Regions from separate parts of the Mus musculus genome. Here regions 1, 2, 4 and 5 are each linked to region 3. A link is a loop called in an ENCODE intact Hi-C map of the cell type or tissue named here. Cell type or tissue: left cerebral cortex. All regions are shown on one strand.

Evidence for each region. A loop is a pair of places that touch in the nucleus more often than their neighbours do. Peaks named below come from ENCODE experiments on the same cell type or tissue, not always from the same donor. Only the 100,000 strongest peaks of a DNase experiment are listed, where the experiment ranks them.
Region 1: a loop joins it to region 3, with 2.5 times the contacts of the local background. A loop is called at or near these places in 3 of 42 quality-filtered maps.
Region 2: it touches region 3 in a loop (4-fold over the local background); 8 of 42 quality-filtered maps call a loop at or near these places.
Region 4: it touches region 3 in a loop (2.5-fold over the local background); 2 of 42 quality-filtered maps call a loop at or near these places.
Region 5: it touches region 3 in a loop (2.6-fold over the local background); 2 of 42 quality-filtered maps call a loop at or near these places.

Annotation. Positions count from the first base shown.
Region 1 is chr17:29,973,940-29,978,939 of GRCm38, reverse strand. No RefSeq gene overlaps it. Among named protein-coding and RNA genes, the nearest start is that of Zfand3, 29 kb to the left of the region's middle. In left cerebral cortex, a CTCF peak has its summit at 2,996 (motif pointing left); DNase peaks (open chromatin) are centred at 2,019 and 2,982; H3K27ac peaks cover 235 bases.
Region 2 is chr17:30,102,469-30,107,468 of GRCm38, reverse strand. All of the region lies in intron 2 of Zfand3 (zinc finger, AN1-type domain 3), which reads right to left. Among named protein-coding and RNA genes, the nearest start is that of Zfand3, 100 kb to the right of the region's middle. In left cerebral cortex, a CTCF peak has its summit at 1,918 (motif pointing right); a DNase peak (open chromatin) is centred at 3,689.
Region 3 is chr17:29,885,206-29,890,205 of GRCm38, reverse strand. It overlaps Mdga1 (MAM domain containing glycosylphosphatidylinositol anchor 1), which reads left to right and starts at 1,628. Exons shown (of 17, transcript NM_001368423.1): 1 at 1,628-2,759. The coding sequence starts at 2,693. It overlaps Gm41559 (a long non-coding RNA gene), which reads right to left and starts at 305. Exons shown (of 3, transcript XR_003952341.1): 1 at 216-305. In left cerebral cortex, a CTCF peak has its summit at 2,477; DNase peaks (open chromatin) are centred at 2,832, 3,126, 3,348, 3,911 and 5 more places; H3K4me3 peaks cover 4,662 bases; H3K27ac peaks cover 2,171 bases.
Region 4 is chr17:30,508,288-30,513,287 of GRCm38, reverse strand. The region is part of intron 6 of Btbd9 (BTB (POZ) domain containing 9); the gene reads left to right. Among named protein-coding and RNA genes, the nearest start is that of Btbd9, 65 kb to the left of the region's middle. In left cerebral cortex, CTCF peaks have their summits at 1,070 and 2,885 (motif pointing right); DNase peaks (open chromatin) are centred at 543 and 2,907.
Region 5 is chr17:30,002,422-30,007,421 of GRCm38, reverse strand. Zfand3 (zinc finger, AN1-type domain 3) reads right to left here and starts at 2,383. Exons shown (of 6, transcript NM_001356265.1): 1 at 2,114-2,383. The coding sequence starts at 2,184. In left cerebral cortex, no CTCF peak of the experiment used is centred here; DNase peaks (open chromatin) are centred at 1,694, 2,419, 2,790 and 3,014; H3K4me3 peaks cover 3,522 bases; H3K27ac peaks cover 2,287 bases.

The DNA.
Region 1 (5,000 bases), 89 kb before region 3:
ATGTCCTTGTTCTGTGTCCAAAATAATGGCTAAGGCTCCACCCATCATACATGTAGACCAGGTGGCTGAATAAAAGAGGCACAAGGTTGGGGATTCGGCTCAGGGGCTGAAATGATGCTGTGGCAAGCACGGAGAGCTGAGTCTGGATCCCTAGCATCCACGTAAAAGCCAGGCATGTCGACAAGCCTGTAATCCCAGGGCCAGCCACCAGCCATTCAGGCAGATCCAGTAAAAACTGTACCTTAAAACTAACAGGGGCCTGGTGAGATGGCTCAGTGGGTAAGCGCACCTGACTGCTCTTCCAAAGGTCTGGAGTTCAAATGCCAGCAACCACATGGTGGCTCACAACCATCTGTAACGAGAACTGACTCCCTCTTCTGGAGTGTCTGAAGACAGCTACAGTGTACTTACATATAATAAATAAATAAATCTTTAAAAAAAAAACTAACAGGGTGATGATGGTAATGGTGAAGAGATGGCTCAGTGATTAAGAGCACTGGCTGCTCTTCCAGAGGTCCTGAGTTGAAATTCCAGCACCCACATGGTGGCTCAAAACTATTTGGAACTCCATTTCTAGGAAGATCTGACACCCTCACACAGATACACATGTAGACAAAACACCAGTGCACGTGAAATAAAAAATAAATTAAGAAGCTAATGTGGAGCCCAAGGTGGTGACACATGCCTTTATTGCCAGCATTTGAGAAGCAAAGAAAGGCAGAGCTTTGTGAGTTCAAGGCCAACCTGGTCTACAGAGTGAGTTTCAAGGCAGCCAGAACTACACAGAGCAGCACTGTCTCAAAATAAACCAACAAGAACGTATCCCCACAAAAGGTGTGGAAACCAATAGCGATACCAGAGGTAGAGCTCTGGTCTCCAGACATGCATGTACTGGAAAACATAGGTAGACATGTACACATATGTATACAACACACACACATTCTACATGGCCATGTGCAGAGATGAGCATCAGAGAATCATAGATTCGGTTGTTGCAGAAGAGCTGCCACAGATGAGATACAGTAACCCATACTTGCAACCCAAGCCAGGATTGGAATGCTGAGTCAGGAGGATTGACACAAGTTGGAGCTCAGCCTGGGCTACATAGTCATTCTGTCTCAAAAATAAATAAAAGTAAAAAGAAGACAGGCAACAGGAGCAGCCTTCGCCATAGAGAATACCAGGGAGCCGCTTGAGGTGTCTCTGCAGAGTGGGCACCAGAGCCCAGAGCATCAGCAAAACTCCCTTCTGAGAACCCCAAATCAGAAGGACAAGGATCTATCAGGTAAGTTAGAACACCGTTGGAGCTGCAGATAAAGGGAACCCTGAGGTCAAGCGCAACACAGTCTGAGCCAGGCCCTAAGTGATGGAGACTCCTGAGAGAGTTTGAGAGGCCGTCAAATCCCAAGGTGTCAGCCGTGACATCTGGACTGGTGTTCCTTCTTTCGAGACAGTCTTTTTTTTTTTTTTTTTTTTAAATTTTGGATTTTTTTTTTTTTTTTTTTAAAGATTTATTTATTTATTATATGTAAGTACATTGTAGCTGTCTTCAGACACTCCAGAAGAGGGAGTCAGATCTCGTTACGGATGGTTGTGAGCCACCATGTGGTTGCTGGGATTTGAACTCTGGACCTTCGGAAGAGCAGTCGGGTGCTCTAACCCACTGAGCCATCTCACCAGCCCTCGAGACAGTCTTGGTGAACACATATTGCAGTCCCAGAAAGGGACTGGGCTTGGGGGTGGGAGTGCAGAGGTCAAGGAGGAGAGGAGCTGGGGGTGGGGGGACGGACATGTTCACACATAGCCTTGGGTATCACTCCAGGTAGCACTCTCTAGGCCAGGCAGAGGGATTAACAGATACTCAGAGTAAATCGTGCTGGACTTGGTTCCTGGAGTTAAGCCTCAATCACTTTCAAGCAAAGGCTTGTACGCTTAAGCCTTTGCAATTAGGCAAGACTCTGTTCTCCCTGGGAAGTCCCCCAGTCTGAAGGAGGGGTGGGGGACAGAGGTCAAGTTGCTTGCTGCAAGCAGATGGCTGTGATGGGAGGTGGGAGCGGGGGTCTTACTGGGTGTGGGAAATGGAGGGGCTATGTTCTCTGGAGCACACACCACACTCTTCTAGCTGTGTGGCTTTGGATTCTTCGATCGATATCTCTGAGGCTCAGTATCATCTACTTTGAGGTGTGATGGAGATTATTGACAAGTCAAGGCGAAGCACCAAAGGCTGTGGAGAGCCTGTGTCGACCTCTGACCTCACATGGGGACAGCTCTGATATGACCGTGGGCTATGATCCAGGTGAGGGACAGACACAAGCAAGGTTAGCAAGCCTGCCTAGCACATTTCAGCATCCCTTAAATCAGGTATGGTGGCACACACCTGTAACCCCAGCACTGAGGAAGTCAAAGTAGGAGGATGAGAAGTTCAAAGCCACCCCCAGGCACAAAGCCCATGGAGGCCAGCCTGGGCTATTTGAATCCATCTAAACAAACAAACAAACAAGAAAGCAAAACAAAGTCCGAGTAATCAAATAAATAAATAAATAAATAAAAAAGATACCCCTGCCTCAAATATATGTACATATAAAATGCAGGTTGTGAGCATATCCAAGCATGTGTACTAACCGCACCCAGCTTAGCTAGTGCTTGGGCTGGAACCCTGGGCTTCGTGCATGCTAGGCAAAGCCTTAATCACCGTAGCTACAGTCTTCAGTCCCTGACTGACCTGATGATAAGGGAAGAAGCTGACTTAAGGCTTTCAGGAGATCAATAGTAGATAGATCGAGCAAGTACGCTCCCCTGATTTAGGAATCTCTCTGTAAATGAGAGATTCTAGTCCTGATTTTAGGCAGAGTTTATTTCAGATTTAGTGGAGGCCCAGAGCTCCTGGGAGGCCCAAGAAGCATCAGCACCGCCTCCGCAGGCTTAGTCCAGGGCTCTTCCCAGCTTAGGAACATCCAGATGGCCGGGCCGCTGGGCCTGGCTCCCTCTCGCCCCCCTGTGGTCACAATTGAAACAGCCCAGAGGCCTTACTGCCAGCACTGGCTGTTCAGCAGATGGATATGCCCCGGGCGGCCCCTCTTCTCTGGAACCCTCTTCTGCTATGGAGGACACCACAACTGATGAGTCACCCCCAGACAGGAGAGAGCTGCAGAAGAAACCCCGTCTCCAGGAGGCAGGAAGAAACTCCAGACTGTTTCCTGGCCTGGTTTCAAGGCAGTCCCCACAAACTTGGGCTTTCCTGGCAACAGAGGAAGGGAGGTGGCAGGGGCCTGAGGTGTACATTCTGGCAACAGCTCCTGTCTGTTATTCCACATCCACCCCAGATCTCCTTTAGGCACAAGTCACTAGGACCAGCTTGTACTCAAGGTGGCCAGTTACCTTCTCCCTGCTCCCTGATGCCAATCTGTGACCTGTTTCATCAGATATGAGGCAGATAACACCTTTTCCATCCCAGAAAATAACACCCACTGGGGGGTTATTGGCAAGCTTCTCCATCCCAGGGAATTATACCTGGATGTCAGCCTGAAATAAGTTTGGGGTCTTGCTTGTTTGTCCAGTTGTTTTGCATTTGTGTGTGTGTGTGTGTGTGTGTGTGTATGTGTGTATGTGTGTGTAGGTTAGAGAACATATGAGAATTGGTTCTCTCCTTCCACCATGTGGACCCTGAGAATTGGTTCTCTCCTTCCACCATGTGGACCCTGAGTATTGAACTCCGGTCATGAGGGTTGGCAGCAAGCCCCTTTAACCACTAGAGTCTCTGATCCACTGAGTCTTCTGAAACAAGGTTCCTAAAGGCAGTTTTGGGTGGGAGCCCTTCTGCGTGTCTGTTCCTTCTTGTACTCACTCATTGAACACACATTGATTGTTGTCCAGCTGTATGTTAAGTACGAGGATGTGGCACGGGTATAGAGACGCAAAGTCATTGTCACAGACCCTAATCTGGCACTGAGTAATGTGGTTTGTATTTTCCCCCTGAACCCCTCCTTTCAAAAGCTGTTTCCAGAGTGTCTCTGCTTGCTAGCTGTGCGACCTTGGGCAGAAAACAAACAAGGAAAAACCAACACGGTTGCAGGTGTGGCATGCTATGCTGTGTGATTTATGTCTGTTAGGCTATTCTGACAGTGCCCCCGAGGTAAGCTGTACTCTTCCCAGATTCCGAGGTAAGGAAATGTAGCCTCAGAGAGCTTCAACTGCTGAAGCCCAAAGAACGGGCAGGCAGAGGAACCACAGTTTGGACTCAGAGCCACCAGCCTTCCCAAGGCCGAGTCTTCAATCTGCAGGATAAACGGTTTCACATCTAAAATGCCAGCTTCTTCATTTCTTCTCCTGTTCCAGTGATAGGGAGCTCACCCTTCCTGGTCACAGCCCATCATGGTGGGCAAGTCTGGACATCAAGAGCCTGAAGCATCTTGACCACAAAGCATCAGCAGCTAGAAGCAAGTGCCGGATGCATGTGTGCTCAGCTCTTCCGAATCCCTAATGTCACAGTCCAAGACTCCCTACCCAGGGAAGGGTCCCTCTCGAAATGAAGATAGCTCTTTCTATATCGATTCATAAAACCAAGATAATTCCCTACAGGTGTGCCCAGGGGCCCAACTCATAGCTGATCCCAATTCTGTCAGGATAATCAGTTCTAACCCTCGAAATAGCCTAGCAGTATTTAAAAAAAAAAAAAAAAAAAAAAGACAAAACCCAAACCTCTCTGTATCCTCTGCTGCAGCTTCCAGACAGGGACCTCAACATGGAGACGCAAGGCTGTGGTTGGGGACGCCGAGGATCAGCAGGGGGCCAGAGGCGAGGCCTGAGGCTGCTCTCTTCTCCCACAAGCTATGGAGTAATCTCAGCCCAGCATGGAGCAGTCCACAGGAAGAGGTGGAAAGTGCTCTGCTGTTGCGTTTAAAAGTCAAGTATGTGTCTGAAAATAATGTTAATGGATTCCTCAGACAACAGATACATGGGTATTTTCAGCGGCTTTGCTAATAATGGCCAACCCTGGATGT
Region 2 (5,000 bases), 220 kb before region 3:
ATGCCTTTTTCCCTTCTCACATCTCCTGACACATCCCTAGGTTACTATTACTATTTCAAGGATAAGCTCACTAAGGCTCAAAGCCAGTAGCTAGGAAGTGCACAGCTAGGATTTGAGTGTAAAGCCTAAGTTTTAAAGCACTGCCTTTGGCTTTCCAGTTACCACTCTCTGTTCTGTACATTGCCAATGGCCACCTTTATGGCTAGCTTTGTCACAACACACACCCAGTCACTCCATTGGGTACTCTTTAAAAGGTGTACAGTGGATAGCACTGCATCTGCACCTACCACCCAGCTGTGTGTCAGTCTCAGTGCCTCACTCTATCTGCTTCTGAGTTTATATATAAGCAGTCAGCCTGCAGGTCAGCCTAAGGCTCTGTGTCCGCTCCTTCAGGCCAACCCCCTTCTTATCTCAGCATAACTACTATTCTGAAATCCTGCTTCAAGACCTGCATTTTAATGTCTGCTCATACCTATCTCTTATATTAAGCATCCATGGATGGGCAGCCACAAATAGCATGATTTTACATGTTTCTAAACTATGACACATTACATACCCATCATTCAGATACGTTTCAGCCATGTTTCTGAAATGGAGTTCATTTATTCCCAACTTTTTCATTAATAAAAGTCCTACTTCCATGAATACTCTTACACTGGTCTTATGTGTGTGAGCATTTCTGAGGTATGCAGTTAGAAACACTAGGCCAAACAAAACCAGTGTTCCCTTACCAAACCCTATCACACTGCTCATGGGAGGACTCATCAATTCTCACCCTAGCAGCAGAGCCCACTCAGTTCTGCTACTACCAGACAGTTTAACTTCTGTCAATATAACAGTGTGACATTATCAAAGTTCTGTTTCAGCTCACATTTCCGTGATTAGTAATGAGGCTAGGCACGTTTTCATAAGTGTTTAATTAATAGGTGCTTCGTTTAAAACAGAAACTATACAGCTAACTAAGCATCTAAGGTACCAAAGTAATATTAAATGGATTAGGATGGACTTCTCCACATTCCTACAGACATCAAAGTTAAGTTCATATTGTCAGTCTTGGTCTAGTCACTATATTGATAAAAAGAAGATTAAATCAAATAATGTATGGTACTTGCCAACTAAGCAATGCAATTTTAAAAATATCCAAGCTCTTCTACCGAAGTCATTCATGTTAATATATGAACAAGTCAAAGAAACAAAGAAATAACATCAGCCAGACGATAAACAACCGCCCCCGAGGCAGGCAGAGCTCCTAATACACTGTTTCAAGAAAGTGCTTAGATGCTTTCTGTAAACACTGAAACAGCAAAGGCAGGAAGGAGGCAACACTATATAGTAGAGAGCATTAAGTACTGTATTTAAGAAGGTTTGAAATAGAAACGCAGAATCCGTTTACACTAAGGCTCACTGGGCGATGAGCAGTCCACCAGAAGGTTATGTCTGAGACATTCATTAAAGGAGAAGAGCGTCAGTGAGCCAGACAGAGGAAAAGCGTGTTAATACATGGAAAATGGCAGGCCACAGAAATGTAGAGAATAACTACTACTCTCTGAAAACACCAGCGGGGTTGGATGAACGTAATGCACATAGGTCCATGCAATCCAAAGTATGTAATCCATACTTTAAGGATTATGTGTAATGTGTTTAACAGTGCCCAATACATACTGGCAAACACTATATGAGCTTGCTTGCACCTTATTTTTCTGTCTCAAGAAATACAAAGTTTAATTGAATAAAATTTTAAAATCTGCGAAAGTAGAAGTGAAATAACCATCAACCAAGGTAAGAGAAGCAGACATTCTAGGACTCTCACTCTGCCTCCATCCCTGCCACTCTAGGGTCTGGACTCTAGTACAGAGTAACTTCATCTCCCTCCCCAGTGACAGGTGACGTGGAATATGGCCCCATGGCCACTAGAGGGTGGCCAAGTCTCTTGCATCCATCACACCCCTTACTTTGTTTCAAGGGTCTTTAACTTTCAGGTTAAAGATTTTTGGATCCTAAAATTCATTATGTAAAGATTAAAAATCACTATTAAAACAAAATGAGAGATTTCTTCGGAGCAAAAAGCATATCAGAATATTAAATCTGGCTGTTTTAGTGTTTTACCAAATTCTTCCATCCAAGTCTTGAAAGATGAACTTTCGATAGGGATGGGCATGCTTGGGCTGCAAGCAGCAACACCAAGCCCTAAGCTCCACTGCCCAAATACAGTGCAGGTGGAAGTTAAGGCTGCTGGATGCGGACTACTACAGAATGTACCTCCAAGTGCTAGACACAAATGTCAAACTTTATGATCTTGTCTTCCACATTTTAAAATCTTATACTTTCACCAAAAATCGGAATGACTTATGATATACAACTATGTATTTTTTTAACTGAGAAAAATTGGTTAAATTTACTTTTGAACAAGAGTGACATGAAGGTCTATTCCACATAATCCCAAACCATTATTTACAGTACTGTGGTGCTTTGAATAGGTATGGCCCCCATAAGTGGATGTATTGAATTCTTGGCCCAATAGTAGCACTATTAGGAGGTGTGGCCTTGTTGGAGGAAGTGCGTCACTGAGGAGGCTTTGAGGTCTCCTATTCTCAAGCTGTGCCTAGTGTGGCGCACAGTCTCCTTCTGCTGCCTGTGGATTGAGACGTAGAACTCTCAGCTCCTCCTGCACCATGCCTGCCTGGATGCTGCCATGTTCCTGCCAAGAAGATAATGGACTGAACTTCTGAACCTATAAGGCAGCCCCAATTAAATGTTTTCCTGTTAGAGTTGCCTTGGTCATGGTGTCTCTTCACATCAATAAAACCCTAAAACAAGTATCTACTTACATTTTAATTACATATTTATGGACATGAAAAAGATTATTGATATAAAAATGATTGTTTTACTGACTGTGAAAAAGAAAATAATGTTCAGATTATTTTTAATTCATAAAACAAAATTGGAGAAAAGCAAAAATTTTCTACCAGTTTTTTATTTTTTTTTCTTTTTTCTTTTTTTTTTTTTCCTTGTTTCTTTTTTAGACAAGGTCTCTCACTGTCTAGACCAGGCTGACCATGAACTCAGAGATCTATCCGCTTCTGTCTCCAAGCTGCTGAAATTAAAGGCAAGGATCACCATGCCTGGCTCCTATTGTTACTCTAAACAAAAATGCCCTACTCACAAATCCACACCTGTTAAAAAACAAATACCTTAAAAATGTAGTCAAGGGGACAATCGTTGGCTTAGCAATTAAAAGTACTTTCTACTCTTGCAGAAAACCCACAGAAAATGTCTGTGTGTTCACACAGGAGGTGAGATAATCATGCAAAGCATTTTTAAAGGTCTTAGAAAAAAAAAAAAAAACAACTTACTGTTCACATATGAAGAAGTGTGAAACAAATTTTACTTTCTGTGTATTTGGGCTAGCAACCAAACCTCAGAAACAAGTTCAGGTAGTCCCCTCCCCACTGAGTCCTGATCACAAAAGGGGACACTCCAGTCAAACACACCCCACCCCCACAGCCCCACCCGCCTCGATCTGCCCTGGTTACTGAGTTGAGCAGCAAAGCTCGGGGAACACTGGCCACACTCCTCTATCCTCTTACTATGTATGGTGCTCACACTTCCGCCATCAGTTACTAATTACCTTGTGCAGACAAGTGGCTAGGGCTCCACACTGACTGTGACTTAACATACAATGTGTATCATCCATGGCCACCCACATGGATGTGGGAGTCTTCTGAGCTAAGATGCTGGTGATAGGGGTGAATTCATTTTAAGGAATGTGGATTCTCTCTCAACAAAGCTCTTAGTAAAACATCAACCTAATTTACCACAGTTGTTTAGCATTGAATGATGGAACAAGAAACGTGTTGGGGTAAAATGAAGGCACAAAAATGTGGTTAGGGCAGGGAAAAATAAGCTGTTGGGGTCAGAATGAACACAAAAGTAGCAATACCAAGGTCAGAGGTCAGAGTAGACAACATGCACTGCCTCACAGCTGGAAGGGCAAACCTCAGAAAGTAAGGTCTTACACATGCTTTAAGAAAGGGGTGGGTGCCAGCTCTGACAGTCATGACCATCTCTTATCCCAATTGTAAACCAATGTTAACATGATTGTGGTTTTCCTGATCCACTCTCTGACTTGCTGCTTTTCTTCAATTTTATTTTTTCAATTTCATTCTTTCAACTTCTACTAAAGTATCACAGTCTATCAGCTTCTTGATCTATGAAAGAACCATTCTATGACGATGACAGTCACACACTACTAAGATATCTCAGGCAGCAATGTGGGCGACTTCCCCTTTTTTTAATGCAGAGAACTGACCTGACCAAGGCTATAAGGTAAAAGCCACATAAAAATAAAAACAGGTTTCTGGTTGGGCAGTGGTGGCGCACGCCTTTAATCCCAGCACTTGGGAGGCAGAGGCAGGCAGACTTCTGCGTTGGAGGCCAGCCTGGTCTACAGAGTGAGTTCCAGGACAGTCAAAAACCAAAAAGGAAAAAAAAAAAAAAAAAGAACAGGTTTCTGATCTTATGCTGTTGTTACAGCCTCCATTGATCACTTAGAACTTCAAAGTGGAATTACCTCTTAAAAGTCACATAGCAATGTACCAATCCTTATGGTTCTTATATATAACGTATACATATACAGACAGCACACAGATAATGATATTTAAGTCTATCCCCCAAATAACCATAAAACAGCCAAATCTTATTGTAAGCAAGACAGCAGCGCTCTCACTCCCAATTCCAGTAGCAAAAGGTAACTAGCTGTTAAGTTGCAGATTTTATCTGAGGATAGCGTAACTTCTAGGTCCACACTCTTTTCAGGGGTCTGAGATAATAATCATAAGCTGTTGGGTGTAAAGTGGAGCTGGTCAGAACCTCTGTGGTAACATGTGACCTTGCAGTTATCTTTTACCTAATGAATACCAACTGTTTTAGACAAATGTATGCCGAAATTAACAGCCTAAAACAGAAAGTCGGAACTTTTTACCGTCTTTCTTTTATTCCTA
Region 3 (5,000 bases):
GGCAACACCTTGTGCTTTCCACTCCTCCTTAACAGGTTATGTTTGCCCAGGAGGGTCAGAGGAGAAACATCCCGGTGGGAGTGGGCTTGGAGAGGGAGGGATTTATAATTAATATTTTTAATTCATGCGCTGATTTACATGCAAGAGAATCAACTCTTTGGGTGATCAGAAACAGGTCTTTGAGTTTGGACAGATGCCTGAGGTCATGGACCCACCATTGCAGCAGATCCTGAACAGGATCTAACCTCCGAGCTTGTTAGCTGCTGCGGCTGTGCTGTCCGCGCTCCCACGGGCCGCTCTAGTACAATCCCTGCGCTCACGCCGAGATAAATAACGGCGACAGGTGGAGCAGGTAAGATTAGCAGGACCGGGTTGGAGGGAGGACGCTATCGGAGGCGCCAGGGAGGTCGTGCGCCTCTCTGCCCAGCCCACGCCCCTCCCCAAGGGCGTCTGGAAGGAACTACATCTTGGTCACAGCTTCGGGGAGGGCCGGGTTAAGGTGACGGAGTCTCGAAGTGGGGGGAGACAGGCTTCCCGGCTTGGCTGCAGGAAGCGCGAGCACCCCTAGGGCACTTGGCCACGCCTGAGGTCTCACGGGTAGGCAGGATTTGAGAGAAGCGGGCTGAAGGGGACCCTGGGTGTCCCTGTGGAGCTCTGGCACTGGGGTCTTGCTGGCAAACCTGTTGGCAACCTGTGGGCCTCAGCTAGGACACTGCAAGCTGCAAGCGCGTCCTCCTCCTCAGTGCCTCTGGCAGCGTCCCCGGCGCCCGACCCGGGGAGAGGCCGAGGCAGCTTGGAAAGGGGCTGGGGCTCTGCCAGGGGCGGGTAGTGGTGGTGGAGGTGGCGGGATTCCCAAGCCGAGCCAACATCCCTGCAGAGCGACAGCAGGCAACCGCCTCTCGCGCCAGCTCTGGTCTAGGAGAAGCAGACGCCTTGGCCTTTCCCTCCGATCCTAGGCTCCAGTATCACCTTCTCCAAAGTGCAAAACATTCATTAAGTGTCCAGTGCCCTGCAGGCTTGCGTCCCAGCAACCAGCCGCCGGTGCTTGCCCGGCGAGCGTGCGGCGAGCGTTTGCACCCGGCCAGGGCTTTGCCAGCCTGGGCTGTGCAAGGGAGGGCGGAGAGCGTGTGCGAGTGCGCGGCTGCAGAGCCCGCGCCGAACCCACGTTCCCGCTACTGTCCTCGGGATAGATGGATCCATTGCTGCTTTCTGACATTTTTCTGCCAGGGGGCTGGTGGGGGAGGCGGAGATAGGGAGAGAGAGATGGGGGGGGCGGGGAAAGAGAGAGAGAGAGAGAGAGAGAGAGAGAGAGAGAGAGAGAGAGAGAGAGAGAGAGACTGCTTCCCCCAGCCCTGTTTTGTTTTCTCTAATTGGTCCTGGGGGAAGCAAGGAAATTGGACAGAGGCTGGGCCGGGCGAGCTGGGCTGCCTTTAATTGGCTCCCCTTTTTTTAACTGGAGGGGAATCAAACAGGAGAGCGAGCGAGCGACAAAGGGTGGGAGAGCGAGAGACCGATCGCGGAGATGGGAGGAGGGAAGAAGGGAGGAGGGAGAGCGGGAGGCGGGGTGGTGGTGATGGGGAGGTGGAGGAAGCGCGGAATGAAAAGCTCGGAGGGACCAGAAAGCAGCACAGCGAAGCCCAAGTTAGGGAGCGAGCGGAGCGCTCCCGCGGCCCCGGAGCCGGAGTGGCCGCGGTGCCCCGGAGCCCGCCCGGCCCCGCCCGCTGGGGCCCTCTCGGGCCCAGGCCGCCGGGAGGGGGGCGGGGACGCCCAACTTGGGGCGCGGCGCAGCCCCGCTCTCCCGAGATCGCGGAGCCCGGGAATGCCACGGCGGCGGCCAGACGGCGGGAGAGGAGCGGGGAGAGAGGAGGCGGCCAGCAGCTCCTGAGCCCGGGCCTCCGCAAGAGCGCGAATTATTTTCAAAGGACTCAAACTTTCCTCTTTCCCTTGCTGGCTGCGGTCCCTCTTGCTTTGGAACCGTTCTCTGGATTCCCGCGGGGGCGCCGGGACGCGATCGCCTCCCCCGGATTCCTCGGCGGCGGCTCGGCTAACTTCGCGGACTCGGGGACCCGGAGCGCTCGCCCCGCTGCCGAACCTAGTCCTCGCTGCTCCAGCGCTCCAGAGGACCGGGACCCGGCGCCCTCGCCTCCGGGAAGGGCGCCCAGCCCGGCTCCCTTGGGTCGGGCTGCGGAGCCCTCCACACCTACTGCAGGACTGGAGCCAGCGGATTAACCAAAGCAGAGTCCGGGCCTCCTGGCCTGGCTCCGCGGAGGGGCGTCCCCTGGGCGGGGAAAAGACAAGTTTGTCAGGCATCGGTGGCCTGTTGGATCGGAGCGCGGCCGCCGCAGCAGAGAGGTCCCCCCGCGTTCAGCACCCTCGGTGGACAGCCCTGGGGACCTAGGACTGCTCGGTGGCCGAGCTTTCTGGGCCAGGGAGCTGGCTGCTGCGCCCGGTGCGCAGAGGCTTCAAGGTCTGGGGCAGCGCCCCCTGCGTCTCCACCCGGGCAGCCGCCCTGTGGGAAGAGGACAGAGCCGAGTCGCGGCTTGCTCAGACTCCTAGTCTCGGTCGCCGCCCTCTCCGTCGCGACTCAGGGAAAAGGAGGGAACGCAGAGGGCAAAGCGGTGCCCCGGCGGATGCGCCCCCCGCCGCCTCTCAGGCTGCGCCGCCTCGCGGGGATGAAGCACTGGCCGTGAAGATGGAGGTGACCTGTCTTCTACTTCTGGCGCTTATCCCCTTCCACTGTCGGGGACAAGGAGTCTATGGTAAGAGCCAGCGTCCCGCTCTACCCTGGCGGAGCCGCCCGGAAACTTTACAAGATCTTGCTCAAAGTGCGCGCTGCCGGGGCTTGGTGGATGCACTGATGGCCGCGTCTCCGCCCTCGCCTGGGCGCCGGGAGACCGAGCAGGCTGCTCCCGAGCCCAAGAAGCGGTCCTAGGCTATTGGTGTGAGGCTGGGGATGCCGGGGTAAGGTCTCGGCTTTCCGAAATCTTTCCAGGGGTTAGAGAGATCCGGAAGTCTTGGGAGAATAATACAGTGAGCTCAGGAGACCCGGGAAGAGCCCAAGCTCTGGGCTGGGGCAGCTGTTCCCACGGAATCCTTTTCCTCCCTCGGCTCAGCCTCCCGAGTGGAAGCGGGCGATGAGCGATCCGGAGTTGTGCGCGGCTGGCGGGCGAGAAGCTCTCCAGCACCGCGGCCCTGAGGCTGGCTCGCCTTCCGGGCAGTGGCCGCGGCTCGATCGCCTCTTCTAGCTTCTTGGCGGTCTGAGCTGTTGGGCATCCCTTAGCCCAGGCGCCGACTGTTCTCGGCATCCCTTTTCAGACCTCTCCTGAGCCAGCTCTTCCTGTCGCTGGTTCCCAACCACAGAACCCCAGCCCCAGCTTCCTTCTGCCTGCTCGCACACACAGACACATTCAGCCACAGTCCTCAGGAAACGCACACACGGCTCGCACCCATCCGGCTACGTGTCTAAACCCTGCCTCCCGCCACGCAGCTCTGCTCTTGGATGCCCAAGACAAGCTCAGTCGCGCCATGGAGTATTCTGATCACCTTTTCTCCACTCCATGCCGCGGGTTTCCTCACCGAAGACTCCTTGGTTCAATACTACCCAGGGTCATCCTCCCGACGTGCACAGCACAGAAAGTCAGTCAGTCCCCAGAGCCCATGGCCCTGACTTTGCGTTCTGCTCACCGCAGGGTGGGCTTTGTAGTTACTTTCTAATGATGTGTGGCTGGGGTGGGCAGGATTCTCCTGCTTTCTCTGGGGCTAAGAATCTAATTATTCTCTTTGAGAGTGGAGGGTGTTGGACCCAGACAGTGTGGGTGACAGAAGCCATATCCCCTGGCTACTAGCTTCAGGTCTTGGGTCTCTCACTGTGCCAGGCAGAAGGAAGGAGCGTCCCGGGGAGGGGGTATCTGGAAAGTATACGCTCCTGGGCTCTAACAGCTTGGGCTTAATTCCCTGGTGAGGCCAGCCCAGGCATCCAGCCAAACTCTGCTTCTTAATTAGTTTGTGTGTCTCTTACTGCCTGGCCCCTGGCATAGGCCAGAAAAGGCAGGCGGGAGGGATGCTGCAAGAGGCTGAGCTTTATGTATTGGGGGTGGGGGGCTATAAAACAAGGCAGGGGAAGACACCAGAGGCCTCAGAGTTCCTGTTCTCCGGAATCACTAAAGATATCAGCAGCTCAGTCACTGCCACCTTCAAGTGGCTACTGTAACTTGCTCACACACCCTCCTGAGGTGCGGGTCTGTCAACGGCACCTTTCTCCTGCGTCCTTGGGCTGGTCTGATGACACTATCTCATGCTCTCTGGCTTGGGTTTCTCCATCTTCATCTGGGTGGCCTGATGTACATTTAAAGAGTCCTCTCTGGGTTTACTTAGGAGCCCCAACAACGAGGACAGAGGTTAGGGAACAAGAACTATGGTCTATGTAGACCCTCATTTTCAAGCTTCTCTGTCCCATCTCTCATATGCTGGGGTCCCTGATGCTCTTGTTACAAGTCAGGAAGGGTAGATATACTGGGTCTGCTCGCCCCTCGTTCTTCAGGGGCACTCTTTGCTCCTGAACTTAGATAGCTTGGCTCCAGGCAAAGCTGGGTTGTAGAGGGGATTGCTGAGTGGGACATCTTTTTTAGAGGTGAATGGGAATCGGGAGAAACAGGAGCTAGGGTGGGTGGACAGTGTCCCTTGCAAGGTTACAAAAGCTTGGTGACACCTCAGCAGGATTGGAACTAAGGAGTGTGGTAAAGAGCCAGGATGTGTTCTACCCCACCCATTTCTCTGAACCCCAAAGCAGATGAAGCAGATGAGTGGGAGTGTGGAAGTATACAGGGATGGAGATGTCCACCCTGGCCATCCACCACAGCATCCAGCCCCAGTCTGGTACCCGGCACCCTGTAGGAATGCCAATGAGATCGTTTGAGTATGTGAAGAGCTAGGGTTAGGGCAGGCTGACAATGCTTCGCGAGATTCTCAGGTGTATCCTAAGCTTGGTATTCACCAAGACA
Region 4 (5,000 bases), 620 kb before region 3:
TTGCACTCACTGGTGTCTACACAGAGAAAGCAGTTCTGGCTGGAGAGAGGGAAGATTGCTCTGAAGGCTTCCTGGTGGTTCCCAGAGCCAGCAGGAGCCCTGGTTGCTCGGGTCCGTGTTGGCATACTTGGGCCTTTCCCGGGTAGGAGGGTGGTGATGCCTGGGCAGGGCTCGCTCGGCTGGCAGGCTTTTCGCTCACACCTTCCCAGCTCAGGACCAGCGGACCCTGCTGTTTGACAGCCTCCAGGTGAGGCTGTTTTAGAGAACATTGAAAGGTTACTCTGCTGATAGTTTATATTCTTCTTTAGGTCAAAGCATAATCTAAACATCCTCTAGTCCTGCGAGACAGGAGTGAGCCTGGGAGCTGGAAAAGGTGGCTGAGGTACCCCGAGGGTCACTCAGATTTACTTTCCCTCGGGAGAAGTGCCCTTGGGTAATTTCTAAGGCGAGAGACAGGCCAAAGGCAGAAAATGGGCTCCTTAGTGAGGTGTGGAGAGAAGAGAAATGGTGGGTGCAAACAGGGAGAATGCGGAGCTGGCCCCTGTTCATCAGCACCCACACAGCCCCCCATGCCAGATGGCATCCATCTTAACTTTTAGCTGTGACTGACATGGAGTGAGTGGGTGAGCATGTCCCCTGGTCAGGAGACACCTCTGAACTCATGGTTAACGTAGAACAAGAACTTCACAGAACCCTTTAGTCACTAGGATAGTAAAAAATATTGCCTACGTTTTTATTATGGGCGTTGACTGGACACAATATTGTTACCCAGGGATCCTCTTCTGTGAAAACGAAGAAAATCAATTTTATTTCCCCAAAGAGGAACTAAAGTGTCTCGTCTGGCAGTTGCTCTTTTACCCACAGGAGTTTTGAATGGATTAAAATAACAGGGACAAGAAATTGAGTGAAGATTCCATGTCTCAGGGCTGCTTGTGGAATGAGAGGGACCTGTTATGGGAAGAAAGAGGAGGAGGAGGAGGAGGAAGAGGAGATGATGATGGTGATAAAGTCATGACTGACTCAGGTTATAATGGTTGCAGCAGATTGAAAAATCAGCAGCGTATGAGTGTAAGCATTTGGCCTAGGTGGCAGCACAGCGCATTTGTGTGTCATTAGAGGCAATAGGAACGTGACTCCTGAGCAGATTCTCATGATTCCAGCTGTGCTTTCTCCCTCAAAACTCCAGGCAGAGGGAGAGACCTGCCTTCAGGTGGGTCTCCAGGCAGAGGGAGAGGCCTGCCTTCAGTCGGGGTCTCCAGGCAGAGGGAGAGGCCTGCCTTCAGTCGGGGTCTCCAGGCAGAGGGAGAGACCTGCCTTCAGTCGGGGTCTCCAGTTTTAGAACCAGGCTTTCCCTTGGGCACTCATCCCCTCTCCTCCCCTCCCCTTTTCCTTTTCTTTCCCCCTCCCTCCCTCCCTCCCTCCCTCCCTCCCTCCCTCCCTTTCTTCCTTTCTAAAAGTCTCCTCCGTGGACCTGACTTTGACAGGGTCATTTTGTGCTCTGCTTTTGTTTTAGTCCATGTCGTAGTTGCTGTTCAGTTGCTGTAGCAAACATTCGGCCAAATACCACTTAGAGAAGAAAGCTTCAGAGGGTAAGCCCATGAGAAGCTGCAGCCAGGCATGGTTCTAGAGGAGCAGGAGCTGAGAGCTCACCTCTTTTCCCACAAGCATGAGGCACATGCATGCATGCATGCACGAACTCAGTTCTGCATGGGAAAGCCCAAAGCCCAGCCTCGGTGTCAAGCTTCCTCCCACAAGGCCACACCCCCTAATCAAGAAGGTCTACCAACTGAGAACCAAACATTCAGATAACATGCACCCATGGAGGCCATTCTCAAGTCAGACCACCGCAGTACGTTGGCTCCAGACCAGAAAGCTGATGGAGCAAAGGTGCCCTAAGAGAGGGTGGGAATGAGAGGAGGGAGGGGCCTCAGGATCAGCATCAGTTAGAAAGCTTTAAAGACGACGAGCATTTTAGTTTTTTGAGACAGGGTTTCTCTGTATAGCCCTGGCTGTCCTGGAACTCACTTTGTAGACCAGGCTGGCCTCAAACTCAGAAATCCGCCTGCCTCTGCCTCCCAAGGGCTGGGATTAAAGGCGTGTGCCACCATGCCCGGCAATGAGGACAAGCATTTTAACATGTCTCCTGCATTGCTTCATAAATCGTTCGTCAGCTTAGGTGTTTGTTCTAACAGCAGTTTAAGATAAATCTAAGAATTAGACCTTACTTGACTATCCAAGGATGCTTTGATTCCCTTCAGAATCATTTATTGACTGCTTAAACAATGTTCTAAATGAACTTCCTGTGGGTACTTCACTCTGCAAATACTTCCTTAGTGTGTAAGGGTTTAATTTTTCTTGTGTTAGTTAATTTGTGTATTTGTACATATGTCACCTTTGTTGTTTAGTGTCTTTTGTGTTGCTTTGGTTTCCCTCAGAGTAAAATTACAAGCTTTTAGAGGCATAGAGTGTGGGTTCTAAGTCTTAGGATTGTCAGACAGCACTCAGACCGTGACACTGTGCTAGGCGGCCACTCTGTACCCAGTGCAGGTTCATGGTGTAAGGCGCTGACTGACGGTGAGAGATGAAGTCTGCATTGCCTTGAACATTCACTGTCCATCTGAGCAGAGCAGTCGTTAAGAGGGTCTGAGTGGTGGCAGACTCCCTGAGCTGGCAAACAGCTCTACTTTTTTAGGGCTTGTTTTCTGTAGGAAACTGAAATTTGAGGTTCATGTTGAAGGTTTTTAATGCTTTGTATGGATGGCAGATTTCATCTGTTAAATTGAAAAAAGTGGTATTTTATCAATCAAGGCATGGGAGATTTGACCTACACCTCTTTCTGAGACTTAGGTCAGTCAGTCGGCATTGTGGAACCTGTGCTGTGCTGCAGATGGCGCTCACCCCAACCCTGGCTTCAGTTCACACCCTTGCTGTGGTGAATCTGTGCCTCACTGAGCATGCTGCCCTCACCAAAAAGGAGCAGGAGCCGTACTCTGTGAGCTCGATAGTTACTGAACGGGAGAACCGCACCCTGTGAGCTTGATAGTTATTGAGCAGGAAGGCTGCTTGTTTTCTACAGAGCAGACTTTTTTTTTTTTAATCACCCTTTGAGAATCTGAGCTGTTGTTTGATCTTCAGAGAAGGTTGGCATCTTTGGCACATTGGCTTTTATTAAGATGCCACTGTGCCTTTTCCTAGCAGCCAAGCCTGTGAGTGCTTCCCTGTACTGTCCTGAGCCTGCCACAAACAGTATCTTAATAACTAATAACTAATGGCTTGCTCATTTTTGAATGTTTACAGCAGGTTTTGTATATTTTTGGTTCTGAGAAAACACATAACATAACACTAGGTCTGCCATGCCTCTGCCTGTGCGGGGTAACCCTGGCAGCGTCCGCCTGGCATGGTGGTGGTTGCGTCTCCTGGCAGTAAGGAAGCGCCAGCCTCACACCACAGTTATCACTTCAGTGATGATGAGTGGAAGGAAGTGACTGACCTTTCTGAACCCTTGCCAGGAGTGGTGTGTGTGTGGTGCTGTTCTATGTGCACCAAAGTTTTACTAACACCAGCTCCTCCTACCTTAACCCTCAGCTGGAGCTGAAGAAAAGCGACTTGCAGTTTATCTGTGTGCATCTTTATCCTCAGACCAAACCTCACTGTGTCACTTGTAAGAACTTTGCATTGATAACGACTTCTCTCTCTCTCTTTCTCTCTCTCTCTCTCCCCCCCGTGTGTGTTTGTGTGTGTTATGTGAATTGATACTGCAGTTAAGTGTTATATTGATGCTTTATGAAAATAAAATTTTAATTTTTAAATATCAGTCACCCCTGTCAGTGTTTTGAAATACTTTTTACTTTTATATCCTGCTCAGGAAAGTGGGCTAATGCTAAAGAATCCCAATGCTACAGAATGCTACATATGTTTCTAATCCTTTAGAAACTCTTTGAAATCAAATGTTGAATTTAGGCAGACTGTGGTGGGCTAGGTTGGGACAGTTGAATTAGTGATCGCACCCCTGATGAGACAGGTCTTGCTTCTTGTAGCAGGCACTTGATTCTCTACCAATGCTTCCCTTTGATGCCCGTTGCTTGTTTGAATAACTACTGTTTCCTTTCCCTCCTTATTCCCATTTTCTTAGAGCAAGAAATTATTATGTGTCAAGTATGTCGCAGAAAAAGGAAGGGGTGTTGCAGAACATTTGCCAGTCTGTCTTCTAGTCTCAGGGGTTACATTAGAGGCCTTCGGTGATGATAAATACCTCACTAGAGGGGCTCTGTTTTTACTCAGAACAGGGATTTAGGCATGCTTCACTAGCCCAGGAAAGAAAATTGTCTTCGTTCGTTCGTTCGATCGTTCGTTCGTTCGTTCACTGCTTACTCATTCAGCAAATTAGCACCTGCTTTGTGCTCTACACTGTACTCAGTCCCGAGCTTGTAACACTGATAGATGTCAGGGTTTCTGCACTCATCAGTTGAGAGTAGCATATACACAAATTTATAAGTACGGGTCACTGAGAGCAGGCATGTATTTTTGAGTAAGGTTGCCAGGGTGGTAGTGTTGTAAGCGGAGAGACAGGAGATGCTATGATCTCGTCTCTGCTCTGAGCATGTAGGCCTTCTTTGGTATATGGAGAATGTTGTTCATATTAGCTAGTCTTCTGTGGGAGCCTCATTAGATGTGTACTAAAACTGTAGCATTTGTTGGGGTAAAGCACTTGAATCTCTTTTATTGCCTCCATCTATTCCGTCTCCCCTCCTCCCTGCTGTCATTGGCTGTGACATCCCCCCACCCATTCTCATTAGATTATAGTACCTTCACAGGGCTGTAGATCTAGGGGACAGGTACAGCAAATGAGGAGAGAAGTGTTTCTATTTATGGGGCGTTCTCTCCTCGCCACACTAGCAGTGCATGGATGTGTGTGTCTGGTCAGCCTCCACTCCCTCTGCCCCATCTCATCCACTAACTGGGCAGACAGAACATTTGTTTGCTTTGAAAGGCAAACACTG
Region 5 (5,000 bases), 120 kb before region 3:
GGACAGACTGAAAGTAGAAATGAAGGAAGCCTGGGTGCTGTGGGTCAAGACTTCCGCTGTCTGCTCCCACCAAAGTCTCGTAGCCTGACTCAAAATCTGCTGGCTGAAAGCAGGGGCTTCCTTCATCCACTTCTCCAGCTTCTAAGCCTTGGTGAAAGCAGGGATTGCCTTCACTCTATTCACTAATGGTCCCAAGGACATAAGAGCAGGTTGCCAGGAAGCAGACCTCTCCACACTGCGCAATCACTGAGGTGGGCACTGGGAGCTACTTTCTAAGGCCACATGTCCCACAGTAAGTTACAATTTAGGGCTTGTGACACTACATTTTTCCAAAGTGATGTCATAAATGTGATGACACTAGGCTCTCTGGAGCACTCGCCCACCACACCCTGCACTCCCTACAAGGAGGAGCAAGTTAGCCATCCCATCATCTGCATGCCTCCCATCCAGTACTAGCTAACCCTGTCAGATCCCTAGGAGAATTGGACTATCCATCCAACACTTCAGCACTTCACAGACAAGCCAATAACTCCAACAACTCTCACTGTAAAGTCTTTGGAGCTGGTTAATTTTGATGTGTGGTTTTTTTCCAACTTTTTTTTTCATAATAAAGTTCAAAATAAACTTTTAAAATGTTTTAAATCAAATTAAAATTCAAAGAAGACTCTACGGCTAAAACACTGTTACATCTTTGGAATTTCTGCTAAGGCTACAACTTGTCCTAGATCCCTATCCTCCTCTGAAGAATTTTTTGAAAGGATACACTTGAAACCTTCCAGAGATCTGCATTACACTGCACTTTCTACTCTTCTTCACTCCTAAGCATGTCTTTAATTTCTTTATCAACCATTCCTGGAGTATAAAATAGCTACTTCCCAGGGTATCTTCACTAGAAACAGCCAATTTCGTTCATATACATCCCAACACAATCTTTAAAAAGGATAAAAAGCCTGACTCTCAAAAGCTGCTGTAACTCTCCAGTAACCTTACACAGAACTAGTCATGAGCTGTGACCATTGCTTGTTAGGTGACAATCTAGAAAACCCAAAGTGTTCCAAGGACCAACTATAACTGCTGGTAGGAGTGGGGGGGTCCCATCTATCTATCTAATCTATTTGTAACTTCCCCCAACTCACCCTAATGAGGCATGGAATTCTATACTCTGTGTAGTGAACATTTAAAAAGAAAATTTTTAATAGGGAAAGAGAATTTGAGAGCCAAGGAAGGAAGGCAACTCTCACATTCCACAAGCTAGGCTGGCTGGAGGTTCTGTTGAGAAGTTTCTGTTTTCGGTTCGGTTTAGTTGGGTAGGGGTGTTTATCTGTTTGGGGGATTCCTTGTTGTTGTTTGTTGTTGCTGGTGGTTATGATGATGGTGGTGATGATGGTGATAGTGGTGGTGGTGGTGGTAGTGGTGGTGGTGGTGGTGGAGGAGGGGTTTTTTTGGACAGAGTAATTTTACAGACTCCCTGAAACATGTTTTAGATTAAAAAGTAAGACCCTCAACAATGCCTTTTAACTTTACACCCCAAGCCCAAATTCTGGACCCTGGATCTGTTCAAACGTATGACGTGTGAACAGCTTCCTAAAAGCAAATGGGGACTGAGATATAATTTAGGAAGTGATGATGCAAATCTCCCGGGGAGCAGCAGGGAGGAGGGGAGGTGAAAAAGTCAGAGGAAATACCCTCCTGATGGCTGGGCACCAACTCATACCAAGATGAGGGGGAGGCGGACTGGCCTCCACAGGCCAAGGGAAAAGGAAAAGGGGCAACCCTGCCCCGTCAGAAGTGCCAGCGCCGCCACCTCGTCCCTCCGGCTCACCCGTGGCCCCTCACCCCAAGCCGGCCTCGGGCCAGCGAGTCCCACAGAGGGTAGCGCGGCCCGAGCGGTCCTGGTCCTCCTGCTCCTCTTATTCCTATTCCTCCTCTTCTTCCTCCTCCCCCCCCCCCCACCAGCGTCCCCTTCCCGCAGCCCTCCTCAGGCCGAGGCCGCGGTCCCCGCCCGCTCCCCCGAGGCCCGGCTTCCGCGGCCCAGCTTCCCGGGGCTCTGGCCTCCCTCGGGTCCCCACCGCCACCCCGAGGCCCGAGCCCGCGCCCCTGCCCCCACACTTACCCCCAGAAGCCGCAGGGACAGCGAGGCGGCAGGCTGGGCGCTTTGCTGCGCTCGCTCCCGGCGTCTCCCATGGTGCTCGGCGGCGGCGGCGGCGGAGCTCGGAGGCGACGGCGGCTGGGCCTGAGCCCCCCTCGGAGGAAGCGGAGGCGGCGGCGGCAGCGGCGGGGGGCGCGGGGCGGGGGGAGGGGGAGGGAGCGGGCGCGCAGGCGGGCGCGAGTCCGGAGCTCCGAGCCGGGATTCCAGGCGGGTCAGCTGGAGGCGGGCCGCACCACTCGGCCTGCGGAGGGGGGGGGCGCGGCGAGGAGAGGGAGGGGAGCTGCGGAGGAGGGGCTGGGCCGTGCGAGCCGGGGAGATCTGGCGGCCTTGGCGGCTCTCTCCGCCGCCCCCCAGCCACGGCGCTGTCCCGTGCGGCGGCGCTGGCGGGTCCGGGGCTGGGTGGGGAGGAACCCGTAGCCCCCGCCGGCAGTGGAGTCGCAGCGGCCGGCTGTGACGCCCCGGGCCCCCGCTCGCTCCGTAATCCCCTCCCCCGCCCCGTAGACTGCGCTGACCGGACAATGGCCGCTCCGCCCCCTCCCCGAGGCGGACACCCCTCCCGAGGCGGCGCGATGGTCTCGCCCGGGGGAGCCACCGCCGCCGCCGGAGCCCGACGGATCAGCTGGGATCCGGGCGTGCCACTTTGTTCAGAGCCTCGGAGGCTGGGCGGTGCGTGCTCCTCCCGAGTTCCTCGTGCGAGCCGCCTCTCAGCCCTCCATCTTCCCAGGACTTTTACGAGAGCTAGCCTGCGCTCCTGGCTGAGGAAGGAGAGCGGGTTTCAGAGTCCTGTGGGGGAGCTTTGCCTCCACCCCCCAGCTGAGACAAATGGTACGCCCCAAGCGGGCCGGGGGCCCAATTAGTTGTTTGGGGTGACTTGGGTCGGTCCCAGAGCGGCGGCGCATGCGCCTGGAGACCTGGTAGTCTGTCCAGAGCTGGGTGGAGCGTTTCCAAACCCGGAAGTTGCCTAGGTGTCCTGCGTTCACCGCTGGCCGTCTGGGTCTTCAAGGCCACTGTTCTCGCGCCCCTGATGAGTGCCGCGAAGCGTTCCTCCCCAAACTGCCAGCCGCCGGAGAATCTCGCTTCCCATTTCCCCTACTCCCAACCCACTCAGACAGTTCCCCCGGAAAAGTGGCCTCCGTCCTGCCATAAATGAATTTCAGGAACATCTCTAGATAGCAAGTCGTGGGGCAGAAGGAACTTGCCCAAGTGTTTCACCCCTCTGATGTCCTCAGTTGGAGTACCCCAGGTCCACTCCCACTATCTTGATTTGGAAAACCTCCCTGGGGTAAATATGGTTGGTTTGGGGGAGAAGATTTAACTTGATCCCTACTGGACATTAATAAGTGGCCAAACTTGAGCCGTTGAAAGAATTCTTTAATATTCCTTACCACAGTCCTAAATTCTTTCTGTTCTCCAGTCAGCGGTGACCAGAATAGTCCACTAGCGATCACTAATTTGAACACAAAAGAAACGTCCACCAGAACTCTTGGAGAAGTGACCTGACCTTAAGGGGTTTGGAGCCAACTTAAAAGTCCAGAACTTACGGGAAGGCTACCATGTACCCTCTCAACTCCAAGGGAACCCAGCCCCAGAGAATATTACTTAGACTAACTTTATTACCAAATAGTACTTTTCCTTTCCTTTATATCAGTTTGGGCATTCTCTGAGTTTGTTTCCGCTGACATCCATTCTCATGGCCTCTAAATACCTAAAAACCAGGAATTACACTGAGTTTAGAATCCTTGCAACAGTACAACTGAGGGAAGACAATGATCACAAAACTTTAACGCCACAGTGTTTAATTCTGATTTTGTGAACATTCACGCGCCTTCAATAGAACAACTGTCAAAAGTGCATAGGAGCTGGGTGGGCATAATGGTACGTGCCTTTAGTCACAGCCATCCTGAGGCAGAGGCTGGCAGGTTTTTGTGAATTTGAGGACAACGTGCTCTACATCATGAGCTCCAAAATAGCCAGGACTCCATAGACATACCAAGACTGGGGGGGGGGGGAGGAATGAATAAACATATACAGCATTCCTCATTCTCATGCTACCCTCAAATCTTCTCTCCAACTCATGGAATTGCCACATAAAAAGAGGCAGCCTTTAAATCTAACAGGAAGATGAAGTCCCCTGCCCCACTCGCATCTCTCTGTATTGGCTTCTTGATGATTGTCTTTTCTGTAGAAGAGAAAACCCAAAGGAAAGCTGGGTGTGAGTGTACTTGTTGCCCAACAAACAAACCACTCACCTGTCTGCCTGCCACTAATTCAGCAAGCATTTCTTGAATACCCAAGATGTCTAATCCCTCTAGAGACAAGAATGGTTCATACAAAGAGGCTTCCCAGCAAGTTCAAGCTCCCTGTATCCAGGAAGTAAGATCCTTAGCCTTCTATCTTCCTCCAAGACTCTACCCACCATTCTCCATCATGTCCCCTACAAGTCAGCCCCCTGTCGTTCTTTCCTAAATGCACCTTGCTTGTTCTCGCATCATTTCCCCTGACTGCCCATCCTCTTTGCCTCAACAGCCCTTCCTCCCTCTGGCCCAGCATGTTCCTACTGTTTCAGTGGCATGTTTCAATGCCCTCCACCTCTACCACAGGAGAGTTGGGTCCTTCCTGTGCCCATTATCGGACAATCCAGCAATTCTCTATATGTATCTCTTCTTACACAACTGTCTTCAAAAGGACTAAGATCGGAGAGAAGTTAACCCATATTCGCTGAATGGAAAAACTAATCTGACAAAAATTCAGTCCTTGCCTAGAGCCTTGTCTTTGCAAGTGCCAAAATCACACATATGTCTTCATGCAAAATCAATCTCTTTTCCCTCTCCCTCTCTCTCTGTGTGTCTGT